2 separate regions of the Homo sapiens genome follow, and region 1 is linked to region 2. Evidence: chromatin loops called from intact Hi-C (ENCODE). Cell type or tissue: sigmoid colon. All regions are shown on one strand. Each heading gives the region's core, and the rest is flanking DNA. Links, peaks and the distances in the headings are about the cores only. Region 1 overlaps RBMS1 (RNA binding motif single stranded interacting protein 1). Region 2 has its middle 32 kb from the start of RBMS1.

Region 1 (4,402 bases), core at 113-4,112, 72 kb after region 2:
GTGTGACATTTCTAAACAAACAAAAATAACAGCCTGTACCATGTCTTATATTGCCATTTATAAAGCATCAGCTCAGGTAGAAAAGGCCAGGTTTTCAACTGAAGTAAAAATGAAAAAATTGAGTTTCAATTGACATCAGATACCGGTCTTTTTCTTGAAAAGAGGCTTTAAACTTTTTGGAATGATAGTTCTGATTAAACATTTAATGGCATGTATAATGTGGCATTCTAGGAACCAGGATCTGCATTGTAACTTTGTGTACCTGAAGTATACGATTCAGAGAAAGAGAGACAGCTACAGAGGTGGTTTGAATTTAACTTTTAAGAATGATCAGAGACAAATATTTGACTGAATATAATGTTTACTGATGGATGTTCAAATAATTATTATACTAAGTATACTGAAAAATCAAATAAATGGAGAACTTTTCCATCTCACTAGTAATTCTACCTAAAAGAAATTTCAATTGCTCATTTCATGGTGATATTTGAAAAACATTAATCTGATCCTGTCACTGTCCCAGCCCCACCCCCACTACCTAAAACCCTTAGTGACTTACTGGTGCCTTTACAAGAAAGTGCAGACTCTTTCACAGGACCAGCTCCTTAGAGGAGTTCTAGGTTGGCTCGCCACTCCTCTTCTTCACTGGGTTCCAGGCATGCTGGCCTTCACTTCCTTACACACGCCCAGATCCTTCCTGCCTCAGGACCTCCCAGTATATTCCCCTTCTTTTGGGACACTCTTTCTCACATTCTTTACATGGTTAATTCCTCCTCCACTTTCACTTTGCATTGTTCCAGTTGCTTCCTTAGAGAGGCACTTCCTGGTACCCCAGGACCTCAAAGTTGCCATCCTTCATGGTCTCCTGTTCTTTCTTTATATGGCACCTACTGCATTTTATAACTATGCATTTATTTGTGTGTTTCTTTAGTATCTTTAGCATCTTATTCACAACTGTGTACCTAGCACAAATAGTAAGCAGTCAGTAACTGTGTGCTAACTTGGTAAATACTCATGTAACATTGCATGAAAAGAGTAAATAATTGAAATGGTGTGTTGTCCTTGCATCCTTTCTATGTCTAGTTTAAACAGTCTACCTCTCATGAGGTTTCCTCAAAGAAACCATTATATGATTATCTTAATTTGAACAGTAACAACACAGACATTTATTGAGATATGATCTGGATGTAGCAACAAAGGTAAAGTAGATATGGCTTCTACTTTGATAGAACTCAGTATAAGCAGGAGATAAACATAGAGGTCATTACAAGGGCTTGTGTTTGGGGGTGAGGTGGAGAGAATAGAAGAAACGTTCATAGAGGAGATGACATTGAAACTTAGTGGGTTGGGAAGGAGGAGTGAATTTTGTTAGCTGGAGAAGGCTGGAAAGCCACTCTTAGCATAAAAACTATCATGAACTAAGGTAGAGGGGCACCAAAGTATATACTGGATTCAGGAAATTGGTGAGAAGTTCTGTGTGGCTGAGGGTGCTTGTGAAGAAGGGTGGGTAAGGAGAAGAGTGGTAGGAGATGACACGAGAAAGATAGACTGGATGTAGGTTCTGGGTCATTTGGGTGATTTTCCTGAGGAGCTTGGGTGTTATTTTGTAGGCCATGAAATGTTTGAAGCATGGGAATGAGAGAGCAGATCTGTGTTTGAGAAACATGATGCTGGAGTGGTGGCAATGCATTGTTGAGTGAGGGGGAAGTGACATAAGAGGGCAATGAATACAAGTCAAATTTGGCAGAAGTTAGGTTGTTATGGGGAGAGAAAGAATGAAGGGATCACTTTTAAAATTCTTTTTTTAAATTATGAAAGTAATGCATGCTTACAGGGATAATTTGGAAAATGCAGAAAATTATAAAAAAGAAAAGAACGATCATAATATGGTATGTGGAAAGAAAAGCAGAGTCAAGGGGAAATGCTTTTACGATGGTAAGGATGACAGGGGAAACTTTTGGAAAGGATCCAGAAGGATCCTCCCTTTTAGAGATCTCTAGTTTATTTCTTTTTTACAGGCCTTAATTTTGTCCATCTGGAAGCACCACAACCTTTTGGATCTCCAGGGTTTTGCACATATTTTTTTTTTTCTCTCTGGACTAGTTCCTCCTGCTATTCCCTTCTCTCCCTTTTGCCTGGCAAACTTTTATTCCTTATTCAGGCCAATAGTAATAGTAATAATAAGCATCATCATCATCATCATCATCATCATAACAGTAGTTACAGAAACACACAACAATCACCTATCCAGTGCTTGTCCCTGTGGTTAGTGCTTTGTTAATCCTTACGTGAGTCCTGTAAGGTAAGCACTACTATTACCCCATCCTACAGATGAAGATACTAAGGCATTACAAGGTTAAGTGACTTGAGCAAATGTAAATATCACAACTTATCACTTCCCTCACCAAGTCTGGAGTCCCTGTAATGTGATCTCATAAGCTCCTAATTTCTCCTGGGAGACTTTTATCATACTCGTACTTGTTTGATGAATGCCAGTTTTCTCTGCTGGACTGTAAGCCCTGTGAGAGCAGGTAGTACGTCTGTCTTGTTCTCTGCTATACCCTCCAGTGCTTAGCTTTGTGATTACGTGGTACAAGCACTTGACACTGTTGATTACCATTCTCGTAATAAGGTCATTCTAAGCCTGTTGCACTGACCTGTAAAAGTGCACACCTTGGAAGAGAATACAGTTGGCCTTCCATATCTGCAGGTTCTGCATCCATGGATTGAACAACCACAGATTGAAAATATTTTTAAAAATAAACAATGAATAACAATACAACAACAAAAAATATAGTATAACCACTATTTACATAGCATTTATGTTGTATTATGTGTTATTAATATAAGTAATTAAGAGATCATTTAAATATACAGGGGGATGTCCCTAGGTTATATGCAAATACTTTGTCATTTTATATAAGGAACTTAAGCATCTGGGGATTTTGGTGTCTTCTGGGGGTCCTGGAACCCATCTCCCATGGATGAGGAATGACTGTACTTATTAGCTCACCATGATAGCCCTGGGACCTTTAGATGAGGACTTTGGGATTTCCTGGGAGCTCAGAGGCCTCCATATCAATCTGTATCTTTTTTTTTCCATCTCCTCTAAGTTCCAGTAATTCCATAGAGCCTTCTCATAACTGATCTGATTTTCTAGGCCTCAAACTAGATCACATCCCCATGGAGATCCAGATGACAAGGACTCTAGTCCTGCCATGATTGATACTTAAATTCTTTGTACAGCCTCTTTAAGGGGTTCAAGTTTGCTTTTATTCAGGTTTTATTTGGTTTTCATTAGATAGATAAAACCTAAATATAAGATTTTATAATTTGAAAAAAAACTTAGATGGAAATAATAAAAGGATGATTTTTTAAGATACTGCTGCATTGGCCAGGCGCGGTGCCTCATGCCTGTAATCCCAACACTTTAGGAGGCCGAGGAGGGTAGATTACCTGAGGTCAGGAGTTCAAGACCAGCCTGGCCAACATGGTGAAAACACCATCTGTACTAAAAATACAAAATTTAGCCGGGAGTGGTGGCGCACACCTGTAATCCCAGCTACTCGGGTGGCTGAGGCAGGAGAATTGCTTGAGCCCAGGAGATGGAGGTTGCAGTGAGCCGAGATTGCACCACTGCACTCCAGCCTGACTGACAGAGCAAGACTCTGTCAAAAAAATAATAATAATAATAATAAAAACAGTGCTGCATTAAACGTTTTATTTCTATATTTTGTCTGGTGCATTGGGTTTAAGTAGATTTGAAAATTACTAATAACACACTAAGGTTATTTTACTACCAAAATGATAAATTATTGATGTTTACATTTTAATCCAAATATAGATTATACTTGTACATTGTAAAGGAAATACTTTTTTTGGATTAGTTTTGTACCTGTTGCTTCTTTATTTCATTTATCAAAGGAGATAAAAACTATGAAGGCACTGGAAGGTGAACACTCATCAGGGTTAATCACGGATATTTTGAACAAAACAACCAACACCCAAAGAGCAAACATTGGTTTAACACAAGCAGATAAATTTAGAGATCCTGAGTGTTTCTTTGACAATTAATACAAAACATCAAGACAATAAACATGTTATGATATTTTCTCTAGTTTTTATTTATTTATTTTTTTTTTTCTGAAGCATGGTCTTGCTCTGTCACCCAGGCTGGAATACAGTGGTGCTCATCACAGCTCACTGCAGCCTCAAACTCCTGGGCTCAAGGGATCCTCCCACTTCAGCCTCCCAACTAGCTGGGACAACAGGCATGCAGCACTATATCTGACTGATTTTTATAGTTTTTTGTAGAGATGGGGTCTCACTATGTTGCCCTCGCCTCAAGTGATCCTCCTGCCTTGGCCTCCCAAAGTGCTGGGATTACAGACGTGAGCCACTG
Region 2 (4,402 bases), core at 332-4,331:
TAACAGGCTCTGAAATTGAGGCAATAATTAATAGCTTACCAACCAAAAAAAGTCTAGGACAAGATGGATTCACAGCCAAATTCTACCAGGGGTACAAGGAGGAGCCGGTACCATTCCTTCTGAAACTATTCCAATCAATAGAAAAAGAAGGAATCCTCCCTAACTCATTTTATGAGGCCAGCATCATCCTGATACCAAAGCCTGGCAGAGACACAACAAAAAAAGAGAATTTTAGACCAATATCCCTGATGAACATTGATGCAAAAATCCTCAATAAAATACTGGCAAACCGAATCCAGCTGCACATCAAAAAGCTTACCCACCATGATCAAGTGGGCTTCATCCCTGGGATGCAAGGCTGGTTCAACATACAGAAATCAATAAATGTAATCCAGCATATAAACAGAACCAACTACAAAAACCACGATTATCTCAATAGATGCAGAAAAGGCCTTTGACAAAATTCAACAGCTCTTCGTGCTAAAAACTCTCAATAAATTAGGTATTGATGGGACGTATCTCAAAATAATAAGAGCTATTTATAACAAACCTACAGCCAATATCATACTGAATGGGCAAAAACTGGAAGCATGACCTTTGAAAACTGGCAGAAGACAGGGATGCCCTCTCTCACCACTCCTATTTAACATAGTGTTGGAAGTTCTGGCCAGGGCCATCAATCAGGCAGGAGAAAGAAATAAAGGGTATTCAGTTAGGAAAAGAGGAAGTCAAACTGTCCCTGTTTGCAGATGACATGACTGTATAGTTAGAAAACCCCATCATCTCAGCCCAAAATCTCCTTAAGCTGGGAAGCAACTTCAGCAAAGTCTCAGGATACAAAATCAATGTGCAAAAATCACAAGGATTCTTATGCACCAATAACAGACAGAACCATATCATGAGTGAACTCCCATTCACAACTGCTTCAAAGAGAATAAAATACCTAAGAATCCAACTTACAAGGGATGTGAAGGACCTCTTCAAGGAGAACTACAAACCACTGCTCAACCAAATAAAAGAGGACACAAACAAATGGAAGAACATTCCATGCTCATGGATAGAAGAATCGATATCATGAAAATGGCCATACTGCCCAAGGTAGTTTATAGATTTAATGCCATCCCCATCAAGCTACCAATGACTTTCTTCACAGAATTGGAAAAAACTACTTTAAAGTTCATGTGGAACCAAAAAAGAGCCCGCATTGCCAAGTCAATCCTAAGCCAAAAGAACAAAGCTGGAGGCATCACGCTACCTGACTTCAAACTATACTATAAGGCTACAGTAACCAAAACAGCATGGTACTGGTACCAAGACAGATATATAGACCAATGGAACAGAACAGAGTCCTCAGAAATAGTACCACACATCTACACCATCTGATCTTTGACAAACCTGACAAAAAGAAATGGGGAAAGGATTCCCTATTTAATAAACGGTGCTGGGAAAACTGGCTAGCCATATGTAGAAAGCTGAAACTGGATCTCTTCCTTATACCTTATACAAAAATTAATTCAAGATGGATTAAAGACTTAAATGTTAGCCCTAAAACCATAAAAACCCTGGAAGAAAACCTAGGCATTACCATTCAGTACATAGGCATGGGCAAGGACTTCATGTCTAAAACACCAAAAGCAATGGCAACAGAAGCCAAAATTGACAAATGGGATCTAATTAAACTAAAGAGCTTCTGCACAGCCAAAGAAACTACCATCAGAGTGAACAGGCAACCTACAGAATGGGAGAAAATTTTTGCAATTTACCCACCTGACAAAGGGCTAATCAGAATCTATAAAGAACTCAAACAAACTTACAAGAAAAAACAACCCCATCAAAAAGTGGATGAAGGATATGAACAGACACTTCTCAAAAGAAGACATTTATGCAGCCAACAGACACATGAAAAAATGCTCATCACTGGCCATCAGAGAAATGCAAATCAAAACCACAATGAGATACCATCTCACACCAGTTAGAATGGTGATCATTAAAAAGTCAGGAAACAACAGGGGCTGGAGAGGATGTGGAGAAATAGGAACACTTCTACACTGTTGGCGGGACCGTAAACTAGTTCATCCATTATGGAAGACAGTGTGGCAATTCCTTAAGGATCTAGAACTAGAAAAAAACCATTTGACCCAGCCATCCCATGACTGGGTATATACCCAAAGGATTATAAATCATGCTGCTATAAAGACACATGCACACGTATGCTTATTGCGGCACTATTCAGAATAGCAAAGACTTGGAACCAACCCAAATGTTCATCAATGATAGACTGGATTAAGAAAATGTGGCACATATACACCATGGAATTACTATGCAGCCATAAAAAAGGATGAGTTCATGTCCTTTGTAGGGACATGGATGAAGCTGGAAACCATCATTCTCAGCAAACTATCTCAAGGACAAAAAACCAAACACCGCATGTTCTCACTCATAGATGGGAATTGAACAATGAGAACACTTGGACAGAGGAAGGGGAACATCACACACTGGGGCCTGTTGTCGGGTAGGGGGAGAGGGGAGGGATAGCATTAGGAGATATACCTAATGTTAAATGACGAGTTAATGGGTGCAGCATACAAACATGGCACTTGTATACATATGTAACAAACCAGCATATTGTGCACATGTACCCTAGAACTTAAAGTATAATAAAAATATATATATAAATAAATTTACAATTTTTTAATTTAAATTTAGAATTTAAATTTAAGATTTAACAATTCCTTCTAATCCTTAGACTGTGTATAATTTTCCCAGTTGTCTCAAAAATATCCTTGTACAGTTGATTTGTTTGAACAGGACTAAAAACAAGTAAAACAAGATCGAGATATTGAATTTGGTTGATTAAAAAAAATAAATAAGTTACAGCATGTCATTCTTCCACTCATATCCTTCCAATAATTTGCCATTTCCTCAGAGTAAAAGCTAAAGATTTTACAAGGGTCTATCTCTGAGTATTTACATGATTTGCCCCCCACATATGTACTCCCACCTCTCAGACCTCTCCTTCTAATACTCTCCTTACTTGCTCAGTTCCAGCCACTCTGGCCTCTTTGAAGTTCCTTAAACATAGCAAGCACACTTCCATCCCAGAGTCTCTGCACTTGCTAGTCCCTCTGCCTGCAAGCTCTGACCCCAGTTAAAGACATGGCTCATTCCCTTACTTCCTTCAGATATCTGCTCAAATGTTGCCCTCTTGATAGGTCCTCAGAAGGCCCCACTCCCAACATATCCTTGCCTGCTTTATTTTTCTTTTTCTCAGTGCTTACCACCATCTGACCTACTACATTTTATGTATTATGTCTTTCTTCTCATTAAAATATAAGCTCTATGAGGGTCGGGATTATGTTTTATTTACTCCTGTATTTCCAAAATGTGGAACAGTGCCTAGCATATTAGATTCTCAAAAAAATAATAATAATAATTAGTGGAAAGGTTGAAAACAATCAGGAAAAACAAAGAATGAATGAACACCCCCAACAAAAAATGAGCTATTTGCTAAGAACAAGCCAGATAAAAAAATTAATTTATTTTTTAAATTAACTTTACTACAAGTTGAAAAACTGCAAATTGAAACAGTAAGGTATTTATCCATTAAATTACCAAAAAACTTAATAATCATCAGTGCTGAAAATGGGGCGTATTATCAAACCTTGTTGCTTGTGCTTAAACTGGTAAAACTGGCCCCGAGAGCTGTTTGGTATATTTATGGAAAGCCTTTGGAAAGTGTTTTTATCCTTTGTCTCAACTTCTGGAAAATTTAAGGAAATGAATGAATATTCACAGATTTGGCTGCAAAGATAATTATCACTGTCTGGTTTATAATAATATAAAGCGTCAAGAGATAATTATTATCAACACAAGTGTCCCTAGCCTTTCCCCACGTCCTATGGAGAAATTCTGACTTTGTCAAATTGTATGCTGGGCTTTAGTGCTGCTGAATCTGTTAAATGGATAGAAACAATACTAGAGAAGGGCATTTGGTGATTTTAAAGAGAAAAAAAAGACTAAAATCTAACAATAATTATCTTGGTGTGATGGGATTACAGCCGATTTTTACTTTGTGTTTTTTCTTATTGATGAAGAGAAAAAAAGCCCCAGCTCAGAACGTACATGGAAGAAGCTACAGCCAATGAACGAGACAACCACGACCACATAGTTGAACCCAGAAAAGGCTAATGACTCAACCACAGCCAAGTAGGACCAAAAGTTGGGAAAGAGTGTGGCTGAAAATTGGGGAATCATTTCTAGGTGAATATACTTAGCAATCAATGCATCCCAGTTTCCTACCACATAGAAGAGCTTGCAGTCAAGCTCTTAATGCAAAGCAAACTTATTTGAGGGTTCTCTTCTAAAGAAATGGAGCTGATTATCCAGGAAGAACTAGAGTATA

What was found. Hi-C counts contacts between places; a loop is a spot of excess contacts. Peaks named below come from ENCODE experiments on the same cell type or tissue, not always from the same donor. Only the 100,000 strongest peaks of a DNase experiment are listed, where the experiment ranks them.
Region 1: it touches region 2 in a loop (9-fold over the local background); 1 of 110 quality-filtered maps calls a loop at or near these places.

What each region holds. Positions count from the first base shown.
Region 1 is chr2:160,450,900-160,455,301 of GRCh38, reverse strand. All of the region lies in intron 1 of RBMS1 (RNA binding motif single stranded interacting protein 1), which reads left to right. Among named protein-coding and RNA genes, the nearest start is that of RBMS1, 41 kb to the left of the region's middle. In sigmoid colon, for the core only: no CTCF peak of the experiment used is centred there; no DNase peak of the experiment used is centred there; H3K27ac peaks cover 383 bases.
Region 2 is chr2:160,523,297-160,527,698 of GRCh38, reverse strand. No RefSeq gene overlaps it. Among named protein-coding and RNA genes, the nearest start is that of RBMS1, 32 kb to the right of the region's middle. In sigmoid colon, for the core only: no CTCF peak of the experiment used is centred there; no DNase peak of the experiment used is centred there.